Regions from separate parts of the Mus musculus genome. Here region 2 is linked to region 1. Evidence: chromatin loops called from intact Hi-C (ENCODE). Cell type or tissue: left cerebral cortex. All regions are shown on one strand.

Region 1 (8,000 bases):
TGGCAACAGAGAAGTGACTAATGCAGAAGTATATAACAAAATGATTGAAAGCATGTACCAAACCAGACAGACAGTCTACCTAGAAGGACAGAAAGACTCTGGGTTAGCTATCACGATTTTTAGAACCACACCATAACGAGTTCTGCATCACTAAACCTGAGAAATAAGATGAACTCTAAGCCATGACTCAATCAGAGGATTAACCTCACAATGAACAGGCCTTCAAGGGGGCTCTGGGAATCTCAAGGTACCTACACTAACACAGATATGGTGGTCCACACCTGCGGCACCTGCACTGTGGAGGCTGGATCTGTATCCAGCAAGATCTTGTCAGTAAAACTATAGGGAGGGGAGGGAGAAAAGGAGGCAGTGGCTGTTTAAAAGGCATCTATTCCTAGACTGTCTTGCAGGCTGTGTCTCCAGGCTGACCCACACACGTTCCTGGGACTGGAGAACCAGAACACTGAGTCTAACCTATGGTACTCTTCTTGGTTATTTCTGACTGGCAGGGTGAGTGTTTTCCTATCAGTCTCCCTTCCTGTTTTTGCCTATACAGCACTCTCTCCTTATCCCACCATGAGATGAATCACATAAGCCATTTCCAAACTGCTTCCCCAGAGACTAGCATCTTTGTTAAGCCACATCCCTCACAATGGCGTAAGGGGCTGGTGTTCCAACACCCCTCTGAACTACATAAAACCCTTCCTCCACTTGCTCACCCATCCCAGCTGCCTGAGCTGTTCTCTGGGGAACATCAGACATTCATCTATCTCAGGGCCTATGCACAGATGGGAACACACTCTCCTTCAAAATTTCCATGGTGACTTTCTTCACTTTCTGATCTTTGCTTGTGCCTGCTTTCCAACACGGCTGACCCACATCACTTTAAACTTCAGTTGTGCCTGCCTCTCCCCGATCTCGGTTATTCTGCTCTGTTTCTTTTACATACCACTCACTCACTACCTCTCAGCAACACACCTGAGGTATTCCATACCTACCACCACCTCCCTCTGCTGGTGTGTACACGCCACTGGAATGTGGACTCTTGTTTGTTGCTTGAAGGTGGTTCTCATAAAGAAGTGAATAAGTCTAAAGTGGTAATTCCCATAATGAAACCACAAGGGTGCATCATTAAACAGGAACCACTATAAAACACTCTCAAAGTTTACACCTTCCAAAAACAGTACATGCACGCTACGAATAAAAGGCCCACTATGGGTGAAATGTTTAAAAAAATATATTATAAACTCCAGGATCACAGTATCCCTCTTGTCTCAGCGCTGAGGTATGGGGAGAGTCCCGGACCATGCACATGCTAAACCTATGCTCTGCTACTGAGTTATACACAGTCTTCAGGCTCAGCATTCAAACGATGAGGAAATGTGTCCAGCTGTACTACACATGGCCTGCTGGCCACATGGTAGCTGCTTGTACAGTCACCAACGTATGAGAGGATCCACCTTGCACAGATAGTAGACCACAGCCCCGAGAGTGACCAAGTCTCTCTACCTTACCCTCCAGGAGTTCTAGGAATAGCCCCAGAACACGCACACACTGGCCTGCTGGCTCTATGTGACGAGGGCTTTCAGGATTTGGGTAACTGAGTATTTTCTCACCTTCGCTGTTACTGTGTGACTGCTTCAAGGGAGTGAAGAGAGGGCTTAAAAAAAATCTGTAAACATTTATTATAAATATCTATGTCATACATATAAATATAAACATTTACTGTAAGTCTCATGATTCCACTAAAAATCCATCTTCAGACATGATTTGAATATTTCTTTTTAATGTTATAATCTGTGACGTTCCTCGGGTTAAATTTTTTAAATTTTGAGAATTTCATCCATAACAATGCTACATTTACATCATCTCCACCTTCTTTCTTCTCCTTCAGTTCTTTCCCAGATCTGTACCCCCTCACCCCATGTTATGACCTCATCTATTACTGTATTAACATATGTGCACGTATACACACACACACACACACACACACACACACACACACACACCACTGAAGCCAGAGACCCAGTTCATTCTTTGCTACTCTGCACTGGGTTGTAACTTCAAGCTTAGTCACCTTAACAGCCCTGCCCTGTGTGTGGCAGGAATATAGCCCATGGCAGCCAAAACACCGGGGGCCAGTGGAAGCCAGGACACAAAACACCAGGGCTCCAGTTTACACTTTTCCATGGAATCCTACCCAAACAAACTATACTCAGCAGCATGAACCGCCCACAGTGACCCAACAGCAGCACTTACTCAAAGGCTATGTTGGAAAACAGAGAGTTTCAGAGAAAATCCAGCCAAGTAGGACTGTGAGCTTTAAAAGAAGAACAAATTCTCTGAGTCGTCCATGATTGAACTTTACAGAGGCGACACATGAGGAGGAATGCAGCCAGTGGGGAAAGGCGTAGCCCCTTTGCTAGAGACAGTATGGGGGGTGTGTGTGTATGTGTGTGTGTGTGTGTGTGTGTGTGTGTGTGTGTGTGAGAGAGAGAGAGAGAGAGGGAGAGAGAGAGAGAGAATGTGTGTGTGTGTGTGTGTGAATGTGCATGTGTTACTAGGAGTGGCAGGATCCTCTGCCTACAGTCTGAGCTCACTGAGTGTGTTTTATTCAAAAGTCAGCAGTGGCATTTTGCTCCCAGAAAGATCAGATTAAAACAACTAAAGAACCATGGGCATGATTCTGAAACAAAGACTCAACCATCTGCTGAAAACTAAACCTGCCGTCGGAAGGACAGTCTACGGAAACCAGCTGAGACAAAAATCTGACCGATTTCAGAAACAAAAGGACCTCATTCTAAGAGCTCGGCTCTGCCTTCCGTGCCAGAGTTCTGAGCTTAGCATGCAAGATGACTTCCACATATTTCACACAGTGGTGCCAAGAGAGAAGCTGGTTCCAGCTGCACAGACTCATGGATGTTCTAGGCTACGGACACCGCAGCCAAGAGTCATGTGCTGGTTTTCTTCTCCTCCTCCAATGTGTGATGAGTCCAAATTTCACCGACAGAGGGGAGAAGCCCCGGGATCGAATGTTTGCAGAAGAACAGCACAGAGCAAATTCCTGACAGCTGAAGTAGCACGGTCGCTCACAAGGATGGGTGGAGAGGGGGATGTGCTGTTGAACAGACCTGGGGGTTCAGAATTGCAGGGTGACAAGACAATAATGAACACTGTGTCCAAGACTGGGCCTATGAGTAATAATATTCTTTTAATATTATAGGTCAAGAGGCTTCACCAGTTCCTTGTAGAAAGAAACACACAGAAGAAACAAACACAACAGCCTGCAGTGGAGCGTCCTTCTCACGTGTGTGTTACTCAGTGAAGAGAGCCACGTACCCAACTCCCCGTTTTCCTTCATCCTTCAAAGCAGCCCTCGATGGACCGACTTCCCAATTAAAAACAAATCCAAAACGTGTATTATATTATCTGTAATTCCCTTTTTGATTTGCCACGTTTGCAAACTAGTCATGGTGACCTGAAGGAGCAGTCGCAAAACCTGCTTTGCTTCCCCGGCAGGATGGCCCAGTGGCCACTGCAGGTTTGAGCAGTACGGTGCCTACAGCCCCCACTGGTTTCAAGAGTTCTGGAATTTCCTGAAACATGCAAGACAGAACTTTTACCCATGTCCCATTTTACCAAATCCTCGGCCACAAATACCTCTGTACAGCAGCTCCAAAGACCAAACAGGACACGCTATATGTATATGTTAAGATAAATACTACGGGGCAATCTTCAGAGTTCTGGACTTGTATGTGCCTCCCTAGTTTACTAATGCCTTTGAAAAATAGTGTATAATAATGGATTAAGAAAGCAGATCCTGGGGCTGGGAAGATGCTCAGTGGGTAAAGACCTGAATTTGAATCCTGGGCACCTACATTAAAAGCCACTCAAGGCCATACATTCCTGTAACCCTGGCACTGTAGGGCAGAGAACGGCAGATTTCAAGGGCTTACTAACCAGCCTGCTTAGCCGGAGCAGTGAGCTTTGGTTCAACGACAGACCCTATCTTAAGGAACTAAAGCAGAGAGCAGTAACGAGGTCCTGCTCTACCCTGCACATAGGTGCTCCTCTGCACAGTCACATGCAGCCACCCAGTCATGTATTCAATGCAAAAGCGCCAACAAGCCAAACCAAAAGGAAGCCAGATTCTGATTTGCTGAACATAATGGCTGAGCGATACAGAGCTTGCCTATTTTTAACCCCACTCTCAAGTCACCCTTGACTCACCCAAAAAACAAACAAAACCAACTGGCCCAGTGCTGCTTACGTTTGTACACCTAACGTGGTCGGCCTGGCCGAGCTGACGCCGCACGCTGATGACTCAGGCAGGAGAAGGTGACATTAGTGACCTTCTTGGATAGACAACCTAGTACCATAAACAGCATATGAAAAAGAGGTCAGTGACAGAGAGCCTCACTCTGGTGATTTTATTAATCAAACCAGGGACCTGGGAGCCATGAAGACAGACTGAACACTACCGTGTGAATGACCAGATGCTTCTAGAAGCACTGCTTTCAAGGATCATAGGGAGACGATGTTGAAATGTAGAAGCAAAAGGTTCTTCGATTTGGTCATCAGGTGCAGAAATTATACTCTTCATAGTTCATTTCCACAGATCTTCCTGGAACGTTAACTGCGGTCCTGCAGGGATAGCTTCCTAAGGCTCACCTGCTCCCAGCGAATATCTGTACGGGTTTTCACAGTACCCACTTCCCATTCTCTATCTAGTTGGCTGAGGAGAGTTTGGCTTGTTTATTTTTGCCTCAGGAAAGAGAGTCATGGAGGAGTCAATAAAGCAAGGCCCCAGTGCCCACCAGGTGGCGCACACCTTTAATTCCAGCACTCGGGGAGGCAGAGGCAGGCGGATTTCTGAGTTCGAGGCCAGCCTTGTCTACAAAGTGAGTTCCAGGACAGTCAGGGCTATACAGAGGAACCCTGTCTCAAAAACAAACAAACAAACAAACAAACAAACGAACGAACAAACAAACAAACAAACAAACAAAAGAGTTACAAGGCAGCTAATGTAAGCCAATGGGCCTGTATAACGTCACTGGACAGCCCACGTCAAACACCTCACTGAAATACCCCCAGCATCGAAATGCCAGAAACCCAACTCCTGAAGCGTCCAGGGTCTTTAGTGATCCAAGTTAACAAGAGGGTGGGGGAAGAATGTGACAAGAGAAAGGTGGTCTCCGAGGGACACCGGGTGGTCAACACAGCTGACAGCGGAATTTACCCCAGTAAGTACATTTTCCTCTCCAAATAGTGTACCTTTTTTTTTTTAAGTCTAAAGACTTGTGTATGGGAGGGGCGAAGACTATGCAAGGATACTGTTACCTAACAGTTGACCAATTATCAGATGAGGTGTGGTAAGAGCCTACAGACAGTCACAATTCATGTGAAGACTTTAATGCCAGGGGTACCCACTACACAGTTAACAGTCATGTGAGTGGCAGAGGGGAGAAGAGGGGCAGCAAGGACCCTATCTTGTTTGCTCCTACTGCCAAATCCCACAGACTGACTGCAGGGCTCCAAGGTTGCCTGCCTCACAAAAAATGGGAGTGCCTTCATGAAAGATCAGCACTAAGTCACTTCAGCTGATTCTCTGTCTCCCGTCTTAGCCACAAATTAAAAGACAAAGCAAAGCAAGAGTCACCTGGCACCGTGAAACCAGTTTTGCAGTGGGCATTGTATAAGATTGAGCTATCAAACAGAACTAGGAGAAAGGCTGGCTCAGTGGTGACAAGCGCTGGCTGCCCTTGCAGAGAACCCCAGTTCAACTCCAGCATCCACATGATGGCTGATAATTTCCTGTAACTCTAGTTCCAGGGGATTCAAGGCCCTTTTCTGGCCTCCAGAGACACTGCATGCACCTGGTGCAGAGATATAGATGCAGGCCAAACACCTATACATATAGAGTAAAACCGAGAGAGAGAGAGAGAGAGAGAGAGAGAGAGAGAGAGAGAGAGAGAGAGAGAGAGAGAGAGAGAGAGAGAGAGGGAGAGAGAGAGAGAGCTGAAACTCTTAAGTCTGATGTCAAAAGAACATTTTCCCAGCGCATCTAAGTATAAACCAAGCAGAAAACCCAACTTATGTGTACTCCCTTGAGACCATAGCTCAGCTGAGCAGAAACTCAGGATGTATATTAGTTATAAAGATGGCTAAATTCTATTTTGGTTCAAGTGTTTTAAGTGCTCTGACGTTGATTTCTTTATATGGGCTTTGAAAAAATTGATTGTTGATACTCAACAGGAAGACTGAATTAGGTGGCTGTGAATTCTGGAAGGGACTTTTCCTGTAGTGACTAAGCAAAATTCGCTACAAACAGTATGCAAAATTTTAGTTATTCTTGTAGAAAATAGACGGATTAATTAGATATATGTTTTTTGTTTGGAGACCTATTTTTGTAATTTCCTTTAAAAGTATAATAATAATAATTAATGTTAATGTGTTGGTAAGGTTTTCAACACTGTAATAAATACCAAGAGAAACAATTTAAAAGAAGGGAAGATTCATTTGAGCTCACAGTTTCAGTCCAAGGTTGGCGGAAGCCATTGTTCGGGGGCAGGATTACCAATGCATTGGGTATATGTGGTAGAAGACGTTGCATAACTCATGACAGCCATGAAGCAGAGACATAGGAAGAGATCAGGGCAAGATACACTCATTGTTAAAATATTTCTTTCATTTATAATGTCTATATGTGTGTCTATGTGTGGATATGGACGCAAGAGCCCAGGGACCCATGGAGGCCAGAAGAGGGCATGGACCCCCAGAGCTGGAGTTACAGGCAGGTTTGAGCCACTGGACATGAGGGCTAGGAACAGATTTGAGGTCCCAGCTACTAAGCCATCCCAGATACACCTCTCCTCTTGAAAAAAAAAAATATTTGATTTCATGGGTACGAGTGTTGGCTTGAATGAATGTATGTGCACTGTGTGTGTGCCTGGTGCCTTCAGAGGTCAGAAGAGATCATCAGTTTCCCTGAACAGGAGTTAAAGGCAGTTGTGAAACCCCATGTGGGTGCTGGGAACTAAACTCTGGTCCTCAGCAGGAACAGTACGTACTCTGGACTGGGAAGCAATCCCCCCAGAAGACAGCATTTCTCATCCTCCTCCTTAGCCCCCAGCCCCTACGCTCTGTCTGGCTCCCCTTCTAAGATGTTCCTGAGCCTTGGGGAAGATGGGGGGAGCTTTGATTTAGGGTTTGGTGTGTACTAGTTACTTATTCTTAACATTCCAACCAGCTAGGAGTCTCTGCATTAACTGCTGCTCACTGCAAAAGAAGATCCTCTGGTGGAGCTTAAAAGCAGCACAGGTTTATGGAGTGAAGGGCTGGCACAGCTGCACTTCTCTGAAAGGTGAAGTGTTCAACCCTTCTGGCTCTCGTGGGGTCCACTTGGTGCTGAGGTGGAGGGGAAGCAGCTGGTCTGCAGCCTCTTGTGTGACTGCTGCTGCGGATTTGAACTCAGCTCCTCATGCTTGTAGACCGAGTGCTCTCAGCCACCCAGCCATCTCCTCAGCCTTAGGGGGTTTTAAATATATATTTACTCGTAACTATAAACTCTTTCTATTGGGAATCAAAATATTTTTTTTTCTCACCAGGCCATAAAGAACAGCTTTTCTGGCAAATATGTTGGAGAAGCCACTGTGTAGGCCAATCCTGTGTTGCAGTTATTAATGCATTAATGTAGCACCCAGAGCATATGGCTACATGTCTCTTCAGTTAACTTGTGTGGGTGGGGGCGTGCAGGTTTTCCGGTGGTTCAGTTTTGGCTGTTTCTTGGGTATGCTTGCTACTATAACAAATTCCACTTAACATTTGTGGAAGGCATGGGTTTAGAACATCCTTGTAGAGTTCTGTTTGGTGTGTACATATGTGCACATGCGTACGTGTGTGTGTGTGTGTGTGTGTGTGTTTGTGTGTGTGCATGTGTGAGTTCACGTAGGTTTGCATCAGATGTCTTCCTCAATCACTCTCACCTTATTTTTAAGACA
Region 2 (8,000 bases), 77 kb after region 1:
TATCACTTGCAAAGAGCTCTGTCCTGTTAGCCCCTCGGGATGCCATGCCTTAACTCAAAAGCAATACCCAACGGTGGGATCCATGGGCCAGCCATGGCAGATGCCACCCAGTCTGCGTGCGAAGGCAAGTTCAGTATAAGTATTTAAAAGTTTATGTTTTTAAAAGTTTGATCCTTAAATCCATATCCATTTTATCTTTGTAGACAGGGTCTCGCTACATAGTTCTGGCTAGCCAAGCAATCCAAACGTAGACCAGGCTCGCCTTGTACTTGCAGCCATCTGTCTTGCCTGTGCCTACCAAGTACTTGGTATCACAGGCATTTGCAGTACACCCAGCAGCTGGACACTTATTAACTGACTGGTCTGTTCACACAGTAATCATGGGAACTTGGGGGCTTTCTTCAACAGGATCTGTGGTAACTCAGCACCATTTACAGTTAGGTTACGTCTGCACAAGGCTTTCTCAGGCATTAGCTTAAAGTCAATAAATAATATGGGAGGAGAGCCGGTGCTTAGTATCAACAGCTCTCTAATGATTCTACAAGTGGATTAATGAATACAGAAGGTCTGCTATATTAAGTCCTTACTCCTGGTATGCACGTGGCACTGCTGGCTAGCACACGGAAGGTCACATAGAACCTAGTTCCAGACTTAAAGGAATTTAGCATCTTCCCAGGAGGCAAGATTCATAAATAGCAACTACCAAAATTTAAACAGGAGATAAAACAAACAAACAAACAGAATGACTGGAGTACAGAATGAAAGTGCTGAGAGAAATAGATGCTCAATGAGCTGGGACTGGGTTAGATGTCTTCCAAATGAGACTGCCCCATGGCATCATTTTCTGTGATTTTAATAGAATAGCATGAGACCTACCATGTTTACCATGTTTAACCATGTTTAGCATGTTTATCATGTTTACACATAGGAACAGTGGTGTTAAGCATATCTGAACTGTCGTGAAGCAACCCTACAGCAGTTCATCCTCTCTCTCTCGGTCTGAAACGTGAAGCTTGTTATTCAATAACTCTTCATTTCACACGCAGTCCTCCCCTGCCTCAGAGACCACCACCGTCCCTCTTTTCTCCTACAAAGCTGGCTACTTCAGGTGTTTCTGACAGGGAGAATCCTACTGTCATTCTTTTGTTTGTGACTGCCTTATTCCAATCTCCACAATGTATTCAGAGTTCACCTTTCTTTTTTTACAGCTGTGCAATACTCCATTTGTATGTATATATGTATGTATGTGTCACACACGTACATACATACATACATACATACATACAAACAAACATATAATATTCTAAAAATAACATGCCCCTTATTCACTTACTGTGGATGGATGTTTGTTTCTATGTTGTGCCCACTGCCGATACTTCTGTTAGGAACACATGTGTGCAAATGTCTCTTCATGATCAGCTTCTGCTTCTTTTGGAGCATAGCTCACCCCTCCCAAAGTGAGATTATAGTGTCCTAACTGCCTCCCCGCTTTCCCAAGAGCTATACCAGTCCCAGCAACAGCAGCAAAGGTCCCATCCCTGCACATCCTCCTCCTCCCAGACCTGGTTCTACTCTGGCTTTGCTCTGCTGGGACTGTTCCCAGTGACTATGCTAATGGGTAGTGAGGCAATACCTCCTCATGACCACAGCTTGCATGTCTCAGGTAACCAGTGGCCCTCTGGGGCTCACCAAACCCTGGCGAATGCAGGGACAGTAACAAGGACTTACTTCGCAGCATAAGGGATACATTTCAGGAACAGGAATATGCCAGGGCCGCAGTGAACGTCACAAACACGGCAGGCATGGGTTAGTTGGGCACCCACAAGGTGGCTATCCACTACAGACTCACAGTGGCAGTGGTGAGAGAGTGTAACTCAGAATTCACTCACTTCTGTCAGATGAACACAGTGGACATTTCCCCATGCCCCAGTGCCACCCATACTTTCATTCTCAGTTGTCACCCATACATGGGACTGAAAGGTTTTGTCTTGAGTGGCCTAGTAGCGCAGTTGGCAATCCTACCCTCAGGATCTTTAGACAGGAACATTGTAGGTTCAATGCCAGCCTGGCCTACACAGCAAGACTTGCTAGGAAGAGACCTGTCTCTTCATGCTCCAAAACGACAGTGTCAGGGTCCTGTGGTGAGAGTAGCAGAAATTGGTCTGCCTGTTATTCAAATTATTTGAGAAATCAACTTTTTAACTTTTTTTTTTTAAATAGAAGTTACATATGCAGGGTGAATTATATCCCTCCAAATAAAAACCTTAATAGGCTCTATTTAGGAAAAGAAGTCTACGCAGATGGTCGTATTCTCAGTTAAAGGAAACAAAACAAAACAAAACAAATACTCACAGCAAGAAAACCAGTGAAGGGCCAAGCCGTGGTGGTGCACGCCTTTAATCCCAGCACTTGGGAGGCAGAGGCAGGCAGATTTCTGAGTTCGAGGCCAGCCTGGTCTACAAAGTGAGTTTCAGGACAGCCAGGGCTAAACAGAGAAACCCTGTCTCGAAAAAAAAAGAAAGAAGGAAAGGGAAGGGAAGGGAAGGGAAGGGAAGGGAAGGGAAGGGAAGGGAAGGAAAGGGAAGGAAAGGAAGCCAGAAGGGACAGGTTGGGGTGATGCCCTGTGATGCTCCGAATATTAGTTAAGACAAAATATGTGAGGAAACAACCTGAGAAAGGAGACCAGCAAGACAGTGCAGCAGCTCAGGACACACCTGACAGTCTCAGTTCGATCCCAGAAGCAAAGACAAGGAGCTGCACAGCTGTCCACTCACCTCCACACATGAGTGCACACATGTGCACAGAGAGAAAGACATACATTCATGCATGCAGAAACACAGACACTCATGTGCAGCAAGAGACACATGTACACAGGTACAGACACACACACAGAGAGATGCACAGAGAGAGATACACAGACACACATACACGCACAGATACGTACAGAGAGAGAGAAACACACATACACATGCAGAGACACACAGAAACACATATATACACACACACAGAAATACACAGACACGCATGCACAAAGACACACATGCACATAGAGAGATACAGAGACATACATGCACACACACACACACACACACACACACACACACACATACACACACAGGCATATCCCCTCAAGAGGAACCCACACCATAGACTCCCACACAGTCCATGCAGGAATGCCAAATTATGCCACTACTCAATTGATGTACCGAAAGAAAAGAAACCACAGCTTAGCCTCACCTCTGTGTCACAGCAGAAAGGAGGAGCTGGAAGGGTCCCATGGATGGAGGAAACAGAGAAAAGGTCCTTGTTTTCCTCTAGTACCCTGTGTCCTGCCAAACTATGACCAGAACAAACCCAAAGGACGGCATTAGTGAGCCAAACTAAAGGGCAACAAGTACTGTGGAAGCCGCGTGATGTGGTGCACAACCTGCAAGGCTCCCTCTAAGCAGCCCTGGGTCAGCAGGTTGCTAAGGGACGCTGTTGGCACCTAGCTTCCTGCTGGCCCAGTTTTCTGAAGAAAATGAGCACTGTGTTTTGGAGCCTGGATGTCCCTTCCGGGGCTGTCAGAAAGGAGCTCAATGGAAGGCAATAACCGGAAAGGTCCACCTGACAGAAACTGTCCTGAGGAAACAGGAAGAAAAGAAAGCTCCTCTTGCTCTTGCCTTCCTGCTCCTGCTCTCTTCCCATTTCCTTCCCCCCTTCTCTCCATGTGCTCATGGCTGGCTGCTTCTTCTTCCTCTTCTTCTCCCCTCTCCTCCCTCCCTCTCTTTTTCTTTCTCTCTGCCTCTACTACCCTCTTGACTCCCTTCCCCATGCCACGAATAAACTCTATAAACTCTATTCTATACTTTAAAAGAAAGAAAGAAAGAAAGAGAGAGAGAGGAAAAGAAAGGAAAGGAAAGGAAAGGAAAGGAAGAAAAGAGAAGAAAAGAAAAGAAAAGAAAAGAAAAGAAAAGAAAAGAAGAGAAAAAAGAAAGCTTATGAAAACAACTACTGCATCAGTGGCCAGGTCAATGTTGTATAAATTTCCTGTGAGATTGAAACTTTGTATCCTTATGCAGAAACCTGAACAACTCAAAATAGCTTCAGGAAGTCCCTGAAACTGACAAGACTCTCTAGGCCCCACCCTGCCATAGTAAGAAGCTGAAGAGTCTCAGACAAAAAAAGAACATAAAAGCCGGGCGTGGTGGTACACACGCCTTTAATCCCAGCACTCAGGAGGCAGAGGCAGGCGGATTTCTGAGTTCGAGGCCAGCCTGGCCTACAGAGTGAGGTCCAGGACAGCCAGGGCTACACAGAGAAACCCTGTCTCGAAAAACCAAAAAAAAAAAAAAAAAAAAAAAAAAAAAAAGTAAAAAAAGGCATATTGTTATGAAAAACAATATGATTTGAAAACAACTTAGAAAAGGGTTTATCTGACATACGGGTTATGCGCCAACGTCAAGGGAAGCCAGAGCAGAAACTCAGGAACCTGGGGATGAGCTGAAGGAGAGGCCACTGGGGAACACTGTTTACTGCATCTCCATGGCTTGCTCAGCTTTGTTTCTTATGTAACCCAGGACTACTTGCCCAGTGGTACACTAGAGTAGGCCCTCGTACCCTCATCATTAATCAAGAAAATGCCCCGTACATCTGCCCACAGCACAGCCCAATGGATGCCTTTAACGTCTACCAGCAGACATTCTCTACAGACGACCCCAATTTGTGTCAAGCTGACAAAAACTGACCATCACATTCTGTGAGGCATTCTTGGCCCCCTCCTGAGTGAGCACGTGCTGTTAGCAAGCGTCCCACAGCCAAGACCGCTCTAAGGTTTCTAGCTGGAGGTAAAGTAGACACAGGAGGCATCCATCAGGGCTCAAACAAGAGGAGCTTGACTGTCCATCCTCCCATGCCCAGTGTGAGTCAACGTCACACTGTTGGAGCTACCCAGCTGGCAGTGTCCAGTCATGGCATCATAGACAACAGTGCCAGCTCTCAAGCACGTTTCCCCTCTTCGGGGCTTGGGACTGCCTGGCAACTCTGAGAACACTCTCCTAGTGTGTCCAGATCAAAGGTAATTGAAATTTTACCCTCATACGACTGTTGACAGATGAGCCACCGTAACCTATGTTATGGCTCATATTTCAAGTGAATTCCACTGAAATTACACGACAAGCTGTGTAATACAAACCATGAGCAGAATCCTTAGAAAGTGCTGGATTGAAGCACTTCCATCCTCATGCAGGTGTGACAAGCTAAAGGCAGTGGTTTCTGGGGGCGATGAGGATATTTAAAGGTGAAGGATCGAATTAAAAGCATGTAAGAGCGTAAGAAGCAACCTCTGTTTGCTATGTCTAGTGTCATTTCTGAGGCTGAGGCAGGAGACATGAGTCCAAGGTCAGCATGGACCACAGAGTGGGACCTTGACTCAAAATAATTTAGTAACAATAGTAGAGGCGACAGAGAGTTAGCTCGGCTGCTAACGTGCTGGCCGCCAAAGCATGAGCTTGATCTACATACAAGCCAGGCACAATCACAGGGCCAGACAGTGGAGACAGGAGGAGCTCAGGGGCTCAGGGGCTGGTCTTGGTCAATATCCAGGTTCAGGTGAGACCCTACCTCAAAAATTAATGTGATTTAGAGTGACTGAGGAAGGCAAATGGTATGAAAAACACACACATGCATGCACACACACCATACACACTACACACACACATTACAAACACACCATATACAAACACACACACAATGCCTCTTATCAGAGACCTCAGCAATGTTCCCAACTAAAAGAAGACAATTTCCTATATGCTATTTATCTGTTAATTGGTCCTTGGTGGCAGCATGGAGCCACCCAAGCTGAAACCTTAAAAGCTACACCTATGGTCTCCGTGCACTGGAGCTCCCTGCTCCCAACCTGTCCACTGCAGTCTTCCAATCCCACATGGAGGGGCTGGCTTACCCCAATGACTTCTCTCCTACCTATCAACTCCCTGACGCTCCGTCTAAAATTCAAGCTCAAGCTTAGCCTTCACAGTCACCACCACTCTGCATCAAGGCCATCCCTCCACAGACATGGGCCTTTTCACAGGACAACATCATCCAATGGCCTCTATGGGCTTTACACACAGGTAAAGTGTGGACTGGGGTATGGAGGCCCTCCGGTGGGACTCTGACTCCTTCACATCACTCTCTCACCCCACCCAAACTCTTATGCTCCCTCACACAGACTTCATAGATTAGCTAGAGAGAACAACTGTTCCTTTCACACCACCTAAAGGAAGACATTTGCCAGAGGTCTGTGCCAGCTCACCGCCCACTCATAAATAATGCCCGTCCTTTTCGCAAAGACTAGTAGTTATTTTTCTTCATGTTCTTATCGCTGGCAGCACCTTGCCTCTCATGTTGATAAACACCTTATGGGACCCGGATTGTGTTTCCAAGGTCACAATCCACAAATAAGACCAGAGCCACAGAACCTCATTGTGGGGTATCTGGTGCAACTTCCTGCTCATGTAAGGAGGGAATAATCCTAATAAAAGCTCTTGCACACAATTTCAAGGTTAGTGGAGGCTTTTAGAACTGTTCTTTTCCACAATCAATCTATCCACAAAAACTCCCAGCCTGGACATCATTCCGTGTCTGCTATAGATAGGACTTACAACTGCCACACCCAACTCAGAAGTTCAGCGCAATAAAAAACGAGCAAATTACGACTGGATCAAACAGTCCACTCGTAGAAACACCTGCCTTCATATTTGCAATCAAAGATAAGAGCATCCCTTCAAAGAGCTCACAAAGCCCACACCGCCACGGAGATCTCAAAATCCCAGAACCATCTCCATGTGTCCTGACAACAGGACACAGATTCAAGGATCTTGTTAGACACACCAACTCTAGTAAAAACATACATGTCTCTAGGTTCTGGAAATAATAAGGGCTAAGAAATCAACAGAGCAAAACTGCATGTAAAGTTCTAAGAAAAAAAAATCCCCCCCCCAAGTTGGTTATTTTGTTTGTTTGTTTGTATTGTATTGTATTGTTTTTTTCCTTTTATTTTGAGTTTTTTGAGACCTGGGATGGCTTCAGAATCATGGCAACCTTCCTAGCTCAGCCTCACATGGGTTGACCCCTGACTGCAGTAGGTCAGTCTACCTGCTTCAGCCACAACTTGTATCTCAAAGACCTTCAGAAAACCAGACGGCATCCACTTCTATAGTTGTCAGGCACTGGCAGAGCCTCTCGGGAGTCAGCTATATCAGGCTCCTGTCAGCAAGCACTTGTTGGCATCCGTAACAATGTCTGGGTTTTGGTGATTGTATATGGAATGGATCCCCAGGTGGGGCAGTCTCTGGATGGCCTTTCCTTCAAATACAGAGGTGGATGCTCTCAGCCAACCATTGGATGGAGAACAAGGTCCCCAATGGAGGAGCTAGAGAAAGGCCCAAAAGAGCTGAAGGGGTTTGCAACCCCATAGGAAGAACAACAATATGAACCAACCAGTACCCCCAGAACTCCCAGGGACTAAGCCACCAACCAAAGAGTACATATGGAGGGACCCATGGTTCTAGCTGCATATGTAGCAGAGGATGGCCTTGTGGGACATCACTGGGAGGAGAGGCCCTTGGTCCTGTGAAGGCTCGATGCCCCAGTATAGGGGAATGCCAGGACAGAGATGTGGGAGTGGGTAAGTTGGTGAGCAGGGGGAGGGTGGATGGGATAGGAGGTTTTCAGAGGGGAAACCAGGAAAGGGGTAACATTTGAAATGAAAATAAAGAAAATATCTAATTTTTTTAAAGTGGAAAAAATTGCCAAAAAAGAAAAAACAAACAAACAAAAAAAGCCCCAGTGGGCCACCTGACTGGTTTAAGTGCCACCATTCATGGAAAGGAAGTTCCAGGCTGGTGTGAGCGAGCACCCAGGAAGAGGAACACCCCGCCTGCCACAAGCATGCCAGTGTTCACCTCAGAGCCCTGTCCTTTGTGTTCTTTCTTCCATCTGACCCATGCAACGGCCCTGAA

What was found. Hi-C counts contacts between places; a loop is a spot of excess contacts. Peaks named below come from ENCODE experiments on the same cell type or tissue, not always from the same donor. Only the 100,000 strongest peaks of a DNase experiment are listed, where the experiment ranks them.
Region 2: a loop joins it to region 1, with 2.6 times the contacts of the local background. A loop is called at or near these places in 2 of 42 quality-filtered maps.

Annotation. Positions count from the first base shown.
Region 1 is chr14:121,186,852-121,194,851 of GRCm38, reverse strand. All of the region lies in intron 2 of Farp1 (FERM, RhoGEF (Arhgef) and pleckstrin domain protein 1 (chondrocyte-derived)), which reads right to left. Among named protein-coding and RNA genes, the nearest start is that of B930095G15Rik, 58 kb to the left of the region's middle. In left cerebral cortex, CTCF peaks have their summits at 1,035 (motif pointing left), 2,990 and 4,808 (motif pointing right); DNase peaks (open chromatin) are centred at 2,212 and 2,831; H3K27ac peaks cover 909 bases.
Region 2 is chr14:121,109,359-121,117,358 of GRCm38, reverse strand. The region is part of intron 2 of Farp1 (FERM, RhoGEF (Arhgef) and pleckstrin domain protein 1 (chondrocyte-derived)); the gene reads right to left. Among named protein-coding and RNA genes, the nearest start is that of Farp1, 78 kb to the right of the region's middle. In left cerebral cortex, no CTCF peak of the experiment used is centred here; a DNase peak (open chromatin) is centred at 3,374; H3K27ac peaks cover 2,111 bases.